Regions from separate parts of the Homo sapiens genome. Here region 1 is linked to region 2. Evidence: chromatin loops called from intact Hi-C (ENCODE). Cell type or tissue: ascending aorta. All regions are shown on one strand. Links, peaks and the distances in the headings refer to the core of each region. The heading gives the core; the rest is flanking DNA. Region 1 overlaps DELEC1 (deleted in esophageal cancer 1). Region 2 holds the start of LOC124902257 (a long non-coding RNA gene).

Region 1 (5,381 bases), core at 110-5,109, 180 kb before region 2:
TTGTCTTCATCTTCTAAAGACAAGCTATGCTGGGTATAATGGGTCTAGTTTTCTTCCCTTTAAACATTATGGATATTATGCCACTGTCTTCTGCTATTACATGTTGCTGTGGAGGAGTATAAGGCAACTCTGAATTTTTTCCTTCTAAATTACTTTATTATTATTATTACATTATTATTATCACATCTGAAATGTATTAAATTTACTGGGATCTGTGCTGTTGATTCTATATAAAAATTTCTTGGCATGTAATATGATGATGTTTCTTTCTGTTAAATTATTTTCATCTCATAAAACATTTTCTAATGTGATTGTTCTCAAGCACAGCTTTGTCCTTGACTATGTTTTCAGTTGAGTTCATTCTACTTCTGGAATTTTCATGTGTCTTCCACTTCAATATTACTTAAAATTTCTTCTTTGATTATTTCTTGAGCTCTTCTCACCTTCTTTTTTTTTTTTTTTTTTTCCTTTTTTTTAAACTAGAACTCTTGCTTTTTAGCTCAGAGCTCCCTTTTTTATGCAAAAGAGATATCAGGGTGACCTAATGTTCTTGAAGCTGTCAGGAACTGGAAAACTATTTGCTAGAACTCTTCCTCCAGTGATGTGTGTTCTTTTGTTTGCTTTTCATTGCTTTGCTTATTCAGTGTCTATGCATAAACTTCTGTTCTTATTTCTTGCTCATAATTCTTTTTAACATGACAAAGTATTTACTAAACAATATTGTGCAGAGTGAGGAGTGCAGAAGTCAAAGATGGAGGGAAGTTCTTTAAAGGCAGTATTCATTTTTATTGCAAGTTTGTTTTCCAGAACACTTTTATCAAATTTAACCCTTCCATTCCTGCATGCAGCTGTCAATTCTTTCTGGTTTAGGTATTTGGAAGATCAGTTTGGCTTCCATGCTATCTCTGTATACACAAGCCTTCTGGCTTGTCATTCGGTGAACGCTATTTTCATGTCATCCTCCACCTTTCTTTTCCCCAGAGATGCAGTGACCATCTAGGTGGGCTAAATCACAATCAGTTACAAATATCATGATATAGCGTCCATCTCCAGACCAGTGGTTTTTTATAGCATTATCTCTCTTCTTCCATGGCTTGCCACAATTTTAAATTCTTCTACTTTAATCAAAGGACCACTGAATGGTCTTTTGAGGATTGTGGCACTTCTAGGAAAATCTGCACCCAGTTTCAGGTCCATAACAAGATTTCGTGGTGCTAAGTAGGAATATATCAAAGTCTGTGGTTCAGGGTTATAGCTATTTCCACGTTCACGGAAGATGGAGTAGATTTTATTTCTTTTTTTTGTTTGTTTGTTTTCTTTTTATCATTTTCAGAAAACTTAAAGGAAAGATTTATCAGTCTTTAATCCAATCAAGTCTCTTTGAGTGCTTCACAATCCCCATGTTAAGAATTGATCACAGTGCCCATGTAAATTGCATTGCTCTGCTTCCAGCTAGAGAAAAGCATGTGAGGAAGGTCTAGAGGCTGCACCTGTACATTTAATCAGCTTCCTTTAGTGAAAGATGATCATTTTGAAAGACATATTTTGTATTCTGTGTTTAAACTAGGACTTGAAAGAGGAGAAAATTGACCTATAGTTAGTTCATTATGCCCTGCTCTTTGCTAGTTCTCTTCTTTGAACAAACCCCACTACTCATATCACTTAGAGATTATGACTCTTTAAATCCTCTAAGAGCTCCTCCAGTGCCTAGCACAAGGTGTACCACCCAGTACACTCAAACAATGGGAAATCAAATGAAATAATTCCAGAAATTTACTGTGCAAAACAAATCCCACCTTTGCAAAGCTAAAGCTCATCTTTCTCCGAAACCTCTCTCTCACTCCTTACAGTTTCTCCATGCAGGTTCCCTCTTTCTGGAGATAAACTGAACAGAGGAATCTTGTTTGCTATATTTTTTGCAGGCAGCATCATGTGAAATAGGCACAGTGAAATGATTTCAACTGCAGCCCTTATTTTTCCATTTTTGTTCAAGACTCGAGAGTCCAGCTTGCCCAGGCCTGAAGCAAGAATGAAAAATTAAGTAAAAAGTTTAAAATCATGATGCTCAGAATCTCCATCCCAGGCCTGGAGGCAGCTCCTGGAAAATATGTGTCACATTTTTAAGCAAGACTCTCTGCTCCCTCCTTTTTCTTTCCTCCAAGACTCTGGAGCAAGCTTTGGGTGGGGCTCCTCTTCTCCCTAGAGGAACAGGCTGCTATTTTGGGGAATCTGATTGGGTTTCATGTTAACTGGAAACTTTGCCGCAAGGAGTGGCTCAAGGTCAAGAGAGACAGCTTCCACTTTGCTGTGTATTAGAAAGACTACCCATACGCAGGTGCTTTGGCATCAAGAAACCTGATTTAAATCTCAAATCCTGGGTCTGCACTTTCTAGCCATTTGACCTGAGTCAAATTACTTAAGTTGTCTGAGCTTCCATTTTTCTCATCTGTAAAATGGGTTTAATAAAATCTGTATCAGATAATCATATACACATGACAATTAGCATAGTTTCTACCAAAGAAGTACTCAATAAATGCTAAGTCATATGCAAAAACACACACTCTCTTCCTCCCTCCCTTTCTCTGTCTCTCTCTCTCTCACACACACACACACACACATGCACACACACATACATGTATGACCATCATTCACTTGGTACCAGCTGTGTCCTTGAGCCAACTCTATGAATTGGTTTTTAGGACAATTATTTTGCAGATGCAAATGATAAAAGTGAGACACAGCAATGTCAAGTAACCTGCCTGAGGTGGCATAATCAGGAAGTGAAGCAGTGAAACTCATATTTGAACTCAGATCTCTGATTCCAAAGCCCGTGTTCTTAAATGGTCTGACTGCTTCATTTCAAATCATTCACCCAACATATCCCAAATTATCTTCTCAACCCAAACCAAAGTACCCAAAGTGCCCTTACCTCAGGTTGATAAAGGGGCATTGCAAGAAAAATCACACATTGACCAAACCTCTTCTCACCACACACCTCCCTTCTCTGTTCCTCTGCAGGGGTAGCACTCTAAGTCCTCATCAGCTGTCTCTTTAATAAAAACTAAAGAGGACAGAGGATGAGGTCTGCGTTAGGTGCCCAGGAAGAAATGGTGCCAGGATAGTAGAGGGGCTTGGAAGGGAGGCAAGGACCATGAAAAAATTGAGGACCGAGGGCAGGTCCCCCTGTCCCCCTGCTGTTACTGGGCCACCTTAGGATCTGGGACTGTCGGCAGCTAAGCAGGCAAGACCAGGGCCCTCCCTGTCTGTCTCTGAGGTCATTCCCCAAGCACTCCACAGCCCTGACTTGCCAGGGATTAGCCCTGTCTGTAAGGGAGGTGCTGCCCCTGCCTGGCTCTGTGTCCTCTGGTTCCAGACTTCGAGCCAGTCCTAGAACCGACTAAGTTGCCCACTCCTTGCAACTCCTTCCACACTAGGTATGGACCCATTCTGTCTATTTATCTATTTGCGTCCATACAGAGAATCAATTTTATCTGCATATCCCTGGCACATAGCAGAGTCGGTGCTTAGTAAATGCCTATCTGTCTGAAGGACATCAAGGTATGGAGAAAAATGTCTTCAGAATTAAAAACATGGATTTAAATGCTAACCCTGGCCAGGCGCGGTGGCTCACACCTGTAATCCCAGCACTTTGGGAGGCTGAGGTGGGCAGATCATGAGGTCAGGAGATCGAGACCCTCCTGGCTAACATGGTGAAACTCTGTCCCTACTAAAAATACAAAAAAATTAGCCAGGCGTGGTGGCGGGCGCCTGGAGTCCCAACTACTCGGGAGGCTGAGGCAGGAGAATGGCGTGAACCCAGAAGGCGCAGCTTGCAGTGAGCCGAGATCGTGCCACTGCACTCCAGCCTGGGTGACAGAGCGAGACTCCATCTCAAAAAGAAAAAAAAAAAATGCTAACCCTCCCACTCAGTCTCTGTGACACCTTGGGTCATTACAATGTCTCCATGGGCCTTTTTCTTTTTTTTTTCATTTGCAATTGGAACTGATAATTCTTCCAATTCAATACTGCTGGGTGGATCATGTGAGATAATGCAAGTGAGAGAAGCTCATAAACTGTAAAGTGCTTACCAATGAGTAATTCTCAGGAAGACCAAGTGTCTAATGTCCCATGATTGGAGCAGCTATCCTGATCAGAGACTCATTTTACAGGTGCATGTGTGTCTTGAACATTTGTCTTATGCTTTCTGTGTGCTTAGAAGTGGTTCCTTACATCATTATTATAGTACACTGCATTTATCCATCATTCATTCATTGATTCGTTTGTATTATTTCATTCAGAATATGTTTATAACTTGGTATTTTCCAGGTTCTGTGATAAGTTCAAAAGATACCACAGTGAGGAAAGCAGACATGGATTTTGTCTCTTGGTGCTTATGGACTAATGGGAGAGAAGGGCATTATATAGATAGTAATTCAAATATTTTATTATAGTTGTGATAGTGCAAAAAGTGAAAGATACAGAAAATCAGAGCAGTATATAACAGAGCATAAACTGTGTGTGTGTGTGTGTGTGTGTGTGTGTGTGTGTATTTTCATGGTAGTGAGGTGGAGAGTCAATGCTTAAAAATAGTGAATACTTTCCTTAGAACATGTCAATTAAACACAGCCTAAATAATGAGTAGGACATCAGCAGGTTAAATGTCTGTGTCTTGTGTGTGCAGAGGGTGTTCATGGGTGGGGGTAGTTAGACACAAGCCTTTCAGAAAGAGATCAATTGGCAGCAAGATGACCACCAGGTAGGAAAGAGCTTGGCATCTAGAAAGCTGTTTGGGGAAGAGACAGGAAAAGACACATTCTGTCGAGTCTGAGATTTGTCTCACTTTTTCCTGTTGGCTTATACCAATGCTGCCAGCTACACAGAAGAAAAGAAGAAAGAGAAGGAGGAGAGAGAGGAGGAGAAGGAAAGGAGAAGGGAAATGTGGAAGGGGAGAAGGAAGAGGACTTTTGGATTTCTTTAAAAGGAAAGAGGAAATATAATTATTCTTTATGGAATTTTTGCCATTCTGCCTGGGTTCTCTGTCTAACGAGTGACCTCATTTCACTCCACCATTTGGGAAAAATGATAGGGATTATCTAGAACTTCTCTCTTTTCTTCACATTCAGCATCCAATTACCACTGTTTCTACCCACAGAATCTTCAAATCTGGGGGACAGGCTTGCTGAGGACAACATGGAGAATCCCCCGGTGCCCATGGGTTCCTGGGCATATTGGCCATGTTTGAACCAGCTTCCTTTCACAGAGTACTTAGCCATCATCTGGGGCTGGAAGAGGTCCTGTAGCAAACGAGGATTTCTGGCTGAGGCTACCCCCTGGTGCTATCCAAAGGCTTCTGGACTGACCCCAGCCTTTGACCACCCGAT
Region 2 (5,381 bases), core at 65-5,064:
AATAGGTTTTGGTATCAAAAATTCTTGGTTTAAGTTCCAACTCTGCCACTCACACCCATGTGAATCTGGGCAAGTGACTTGAACCCTCCAGGTCTAATTTTTTTCACAGTCAACATTAGGATAATATCTCCTTGTGTCATTGTGAGAATTGAATATGAAAATGCACTCAGGTGATATTGAATATGGTAGGTTCTTAGTAAGTATTTGTTCCTAATAATAATGGTAGCAGAAGTGGGTTGATCCTTTAATGTGTGCCAGACAAAGGACATTATATGCATTATAACTTTTAGTCCTTACATCGGCTCCATAAAATGGACCAACTATCACTTCCATTTAGCAGGAGAGAAAACTGAGTCTCAGAGAGTTCAGGCAATGTGTACTATGCCATGCACTGGTCTGAAGTGGAGCTGCACTCTGAAGCCCTATTCTCTCCCATGTCTCTAATCATGATTTTGTTCTCCCACATATGGCCTCCATCTTTTCCCACAGAGACGTCAAGATACTGAAAAGTTTATGCAACTTACACAAGTTCACATGGTTGATCATTGACCATGATGCTGTGATGAAAAAATGCATTCTAGTAAAAGGGACTTCTTACCACGATTAGGCAACAGAGCCCAACACCTCCACTCTTTTTTATAACTGGAAATGATGTGTCATGAGAATACATGGAAAGTTTCAACAATGCCTGACACCGCTATTTCTCTGTTGCTGGTGACTTAGCTTTTCCATTAAGACCCACAAGGGAAGGAGAGCAACAAAATCCCAGCATGTCCCATCACCCAGCCCAGAATGCCCTCCCCCAAGAAGGTTCTGAGGTGTCAGGAAACACATTTAGACTCTGCAGCTGGCGTGAAAATAGTGCTGCATGGTCTGGTTCTTGTCCTCACCATATTCTGTCAAAGTACATAATTTGCAAGTCATGCCCATGGGGACATCTGGACTCTGTCATTGCCCCCAGGACCTATGCCAGTCTGGACCAGCTGTCGGAGTTAAAGAATCTCAGAATTAAAGTACAGTTTAGCTGACCAAATTGATAGAAATGAAAATGGATCATATAATATTACTGTTACCCAAACATATTGAAGCTTCCCTGTGTGACAATCCCTTGAAGAATGACTACGCATTCATTCTCTCATTTAGTAATCACAACACTCCCATAGGAAAGAAAATATGTAAGTTTTATATATAAAAACAATGAGCCAGGCCAGGCGCAGTGGCTCACGCCTATAATCCCAGCACTTTGGGCAGCTGAGGTGGGTGGATCATTTGAGGTCAGGAGTTCAAGACCAGCCTGGCCAACATGGTGAAACCCCGTCTCCACTAAAAATACAAAAATTAGCTGGGTGTGGTGGAACATGCCTGTAATCCCAGTTTACTCAGGAGGCTGAGGCAGGAAAATCGCTTCAACCAGGGAGGCAGAGGTTGCAATGAGCTGAGATCACACCACTGCACTCCAGGCTGGGCGACAGAGCAAGACTCCGTCTCAAAAAAAAAAAATTAAAAAAAAATTAGCCGAGCGTGGTGGCGCATGCCTGTAATCCCAGCTACTTGGGAGGCTGAGGCAGGAGAATCACTTGAACCTGGGAGGCAGAGGTTGCAGTGAGCCGAAGTTGTGCCACTGCACACTCCAGCCTGGATGACAGAGTGAGGCTCTGTCTCAAAAAACAAACAGACAAACAAAAAACAATGAATGATTTGTCCAACAATTCACAGGGTAATATGAAAACTTTCCTTTAGTCAGTGTTCCAGCTCCCTACTTTCTCTGCAGATATTGTCCTTTTGCTGTTATTTATAGTCCCCCTCCTTGCTCTGGTATGGTCTTATCCTGGCTGAGTGGGTGTTGAATGAAAGAAATAGGAAGATATAATTTTGGAGAATCCACCCTTTGCCAAGGACTACATCAAGTAACCAGGTACTTATAATACTTCTCTCAAGTAGTTTCTCACAAGACTAAATATCACCATCTCCTTTTTACAGATGAGGACAAGGACACTCAGCGAAGTGCACAAAGGACACTTGCAAGTGAGAGAACCTTGGACTCCATGCCATGATCTTCCTACCACCCAGGAGAGCAAGTTAATAAGAACATTAAAATGGTCAAATAGGCCGAGCATGGTGGTTCATGCCTATAATCCCAGCACTTTTGGAGGCTGAGGCCGGAGGATTGCTTGAACCCAGTAATTCGAGACCAGCCTGGAAAACAAAGACAGACCCCGTCTCTACAAAATATATAAAAATTATCCTGCCATGCTGGACTGTACCTGTAGTCCCATACTCTGGAGGCTGAGGTAGCAGGATTGCTTGAGCACATGAGGTTGAAGCTGCAGCAGGCCAAAGTTGCACCACTGCACTCTAGCCTAGGTTGACAGAGTGACAGCCCATCTAAAAAAAAAAAAGAAAAAAAAAAAAGTTAAATAGTAAGCCAAATCAAGGGCCTGGGTGATTCACCAGTTGGATGATATATCCTACAAAAATGTGGCAGCCTGTTCCCACTCAGCTTCTCTCTGTCAGAGGGTGAAACAAAAAAGGAACTAGAATATGGTAAAAAGCAAAAGTTAGAAAAGGTGTTGATCCTCTCGAAGCTCCTAGACCATAGGGAGGGCTTAACTTGTTTGAACTAAACCTTTGATTCACTGGTTGACTCATTCCATCATTCATGTTTATTGCTTGCTTTGTACCAGGCACCATATTAGGCATGAAGATATGAGCACGTTAAGAATACTGTGCCTGGCCCAAAGTGGAAAATCACGTACTATTTATGGAAGAAAGGAAAGAATTCAAGAAAAGAGAATATGAGTGAGACTCAATCCCTGTCTTCAAAGAGCTCAAAGTCTAGTAACCACCTAAAAATGAAACAGACACTGCCTAATAGCAACTACAATTACTAGATGTCAGGTTTGATAATGAGCTAGGAAGGAAAAAGAAAAAAAAGGAATATCATGCAAGATTCCCCAGAGGAAGTGAAGGGACTTTCAAGTTGAAATCTGAGAGATATTTTGGAGTTGAACCTAAGTGGGAAGTCACAGGAACAAAGATGTTCTAGCCAAAACTATGCAAAGGTCCAAGGTGCTGGGACCTCATTAAGGATTCAGGTATTTCAGAGAGACTCCAATATTGATTTTGGGCTTCTCTGTGGGAATGCACATGACTGTATTAGTGGGGTAGGAAGAGATGTGTTGAGAGATATGCCTGGAGAAACTATCAGAGGCTAGGATTTAAAGATTCTCTAAAGAGAGTCTAAAAAAGTAGATGTCTCAGAAGAGCATAAAGCAATGGAAGGATTTTCAGCAGAAGTGAAATATCTTTATAGTTGTCTGCTATGCATAGAATGGATTGGAGCAGCTGAGACTGAGGGCAGAGAGGCAAGATAAGAGGATACTGCCATAATCCAGGTGAGAAACACTGCCAACCTAAGAAAAGGTAATTTCAACTTCAAAAGATTCACAGTCCAAAATGGACAATTGTAGATTATTACAAATATTCTGAAGACAGAGGCATAAGAATCAGATGCAAGAATTAATCAGGTACAGTCCGTGATTGTATACCCAACTTTAATTTTCTCCAATAGAATAACTACAACAATAAAAATTTCTTTTATTTACTTTACATAAATCTTATAAATGACAATGTGTTCCCACTTGTCTTAAAGCCAATGTCTACTTTACAGTAGATGTTCAGTAAGTAAAGGCTCTCACTGAATTCCCCCAGTAGTCCTTTAAGGTAAGCAGGAGAGCTATGATCAGCATCTCCATTCAACAGATGGGAAAAATGAGACTCAGAGAAGTTAATGAGTGCCTGATGGTCCAAGAAAGCTTCAGAGCCAGAAATAAAACTAAATTTCATGTTTTTTTTTTTTTTTTTTTTTTGAGAAGGAATCTCACCCTGTCCTCTAGGCTGGAGCACAGTGGCGCAATCTCAGCTCATTGCAACCTCTGCTTCCCGGGTTGAAGCAATTCTCCTGCCTCAGCCTCCCAAGTAGCTGGGACTACAGGTGCCCAACATCACACCCGGCTAATTTTTGTGTATTTAGTAGAGACGGGGTTTCACCATACTGGCCAGGCTGGTCTCAAACTCCTGACCTTGTGATCTGCCCGCCTTGGCCTCCCAAAGTGGTGGGATTACAGGCATGAGCCACTGTGCCTGGCCAATTCCATGTATTCTTAACAGGTATTCTAACTACCTTGATGCTAGAAGTCCAGGGCATGATTTTTGGTGCCTACAGACAGAAGCCTGAGTTTGTATCTTAAAAACAGTTGATCTTAAAGCTTATTTTCCAAATAGCATTTTAAAGGAGGATTTGAATGCAGGGTCCACAAACACAGCTGGCAGGCAGGGTTAAGATAAGGGAGTTTGAAATACCTTAAGGTGGCAGAAAAATCTAAGATGATCTCTCACCCAAGGCTCCATATAGGCAGGTCGAACGGGTCTTATCCTGGGTCTTCGTGTGCTAAAGACAAATTTATGCGTGTTTATTTCCACTGACAACAAGTAAGGATTCTGGTCATTGTCCCTATCCCTGGTTCACTCCCCTACTGGCCCCTGTAGATGCCAAACTCCACACTTGCCAGGAGTTGATCTTCACAATTGATATGTGCTGAGCCAGTGCTGGCTGACAAAGATGTCTCAGAAATCTGGGCCACCAGCCTCTATATCCCGGGAGAACACCCCTCCAAACATTAGGAAAGAGACAGATGGTGAAATCCATCTTTCTACCTCCTAAAAAGCCACATCCTGCCAAGATCTTTCCAGCTCTGGATCCAGGCCCCTTCCCTCAGTCTCCCTTCCTGGACCAGGTGGAGATGAAGTCAGTCTCCTGGCTCCTCCAACTCATCCCCGGCGACTCAGCCCAGCTCACAGCTCTCCCACACTAAGTGAGGTTGACAGCTGGTCACTAGTGAAAGGAGAAAGACGGGGAGGTAAACCAGAAGGAGCAGAGAGCACCGCCAGTTAGGCCCTGTCCTTGCTGTTTGTAGGAGATGATATTACTGCTCACCTATCCTGTGCCTCTATCCTGTGCCCCTCACATGGAGGATTATATACCTTCATCCTGTTCAATTCTGGTAGATTCACAAGACTTGTTTTGGCCAAGGAAGCATAAGCAGAAGTGATGTGTGTCACTTCTAGGAAGATGCTTCTAAGAGCCAATGTGTGGTTGCTATATTCTCTGGTCCATCTGACAGAGTTCCAGATAGAGGCTGCTCAGTCAGCTTGGGCCCTAGGCAGAGACTGAAGTGGAACAGAGCCACAGCTAAGCAACATGGCCACATAGCACAGTAGGGAGTTGAAAGTTGTAGCTGCACATTAAGGTTTAGGGATCATTTGTTACCTAAGCATAATTGAAACTATCCTGACTGACTCCCTTTTTGTCCTCCTTCTTC

Evidence for each region. A loop is a pair of places that touch in the nucleus more often than their neighbours do. Peaks named below come from ENCODE experiments on the same cell type or tissue, not always from the same donor. Only the 100,000 strongest peaks of a DNase experiment are listed, where the experiment ranks them.
Region 1: a loop joins it to region 2, with 2.2 times the contacts of the local background. A loop is called at or near these places in 1 of 110 quality-filtered maps.

The regions. Positions count from the first base shown.
Region 1 is chr9:115,338,395-115,343,775 of GRCh38, reverse strand. All of the region lies in intron 4 of DELEC1 (deleted in esophageal cancer 1), which reads right to left. Among named protein-coding and RNA genes, the nearest start is that of DELEC1, 200 kb to the right of the region's middle. In ascending aorta, for the core only: no CTCF peak of the experiment used is centred there; a DNase peak (open chromatin) is centred at 2,185; H3K27ac peaks cover 1,126 bases.
Region 2 is chr9:115,154,599-115,159,979 of GRCh38, reverse strand. All of the region lies in intron 1 of DELEC1 (deleted in esophageal cancer 1), which reads right to left. It overlaps LOC124902257 (a long non-coding RNA gene), which reads right to left and starts at 2,586. Exons shown (of 2, transcript XR_007061748.1): 1 at 2,265-2,586. In ascending aorta, for the core only: no CTCF peak of the experiment used is centred there; a DNase peak (open chromatin) is centred at 2,389; H3K27ac peaks cover 2,943 bases.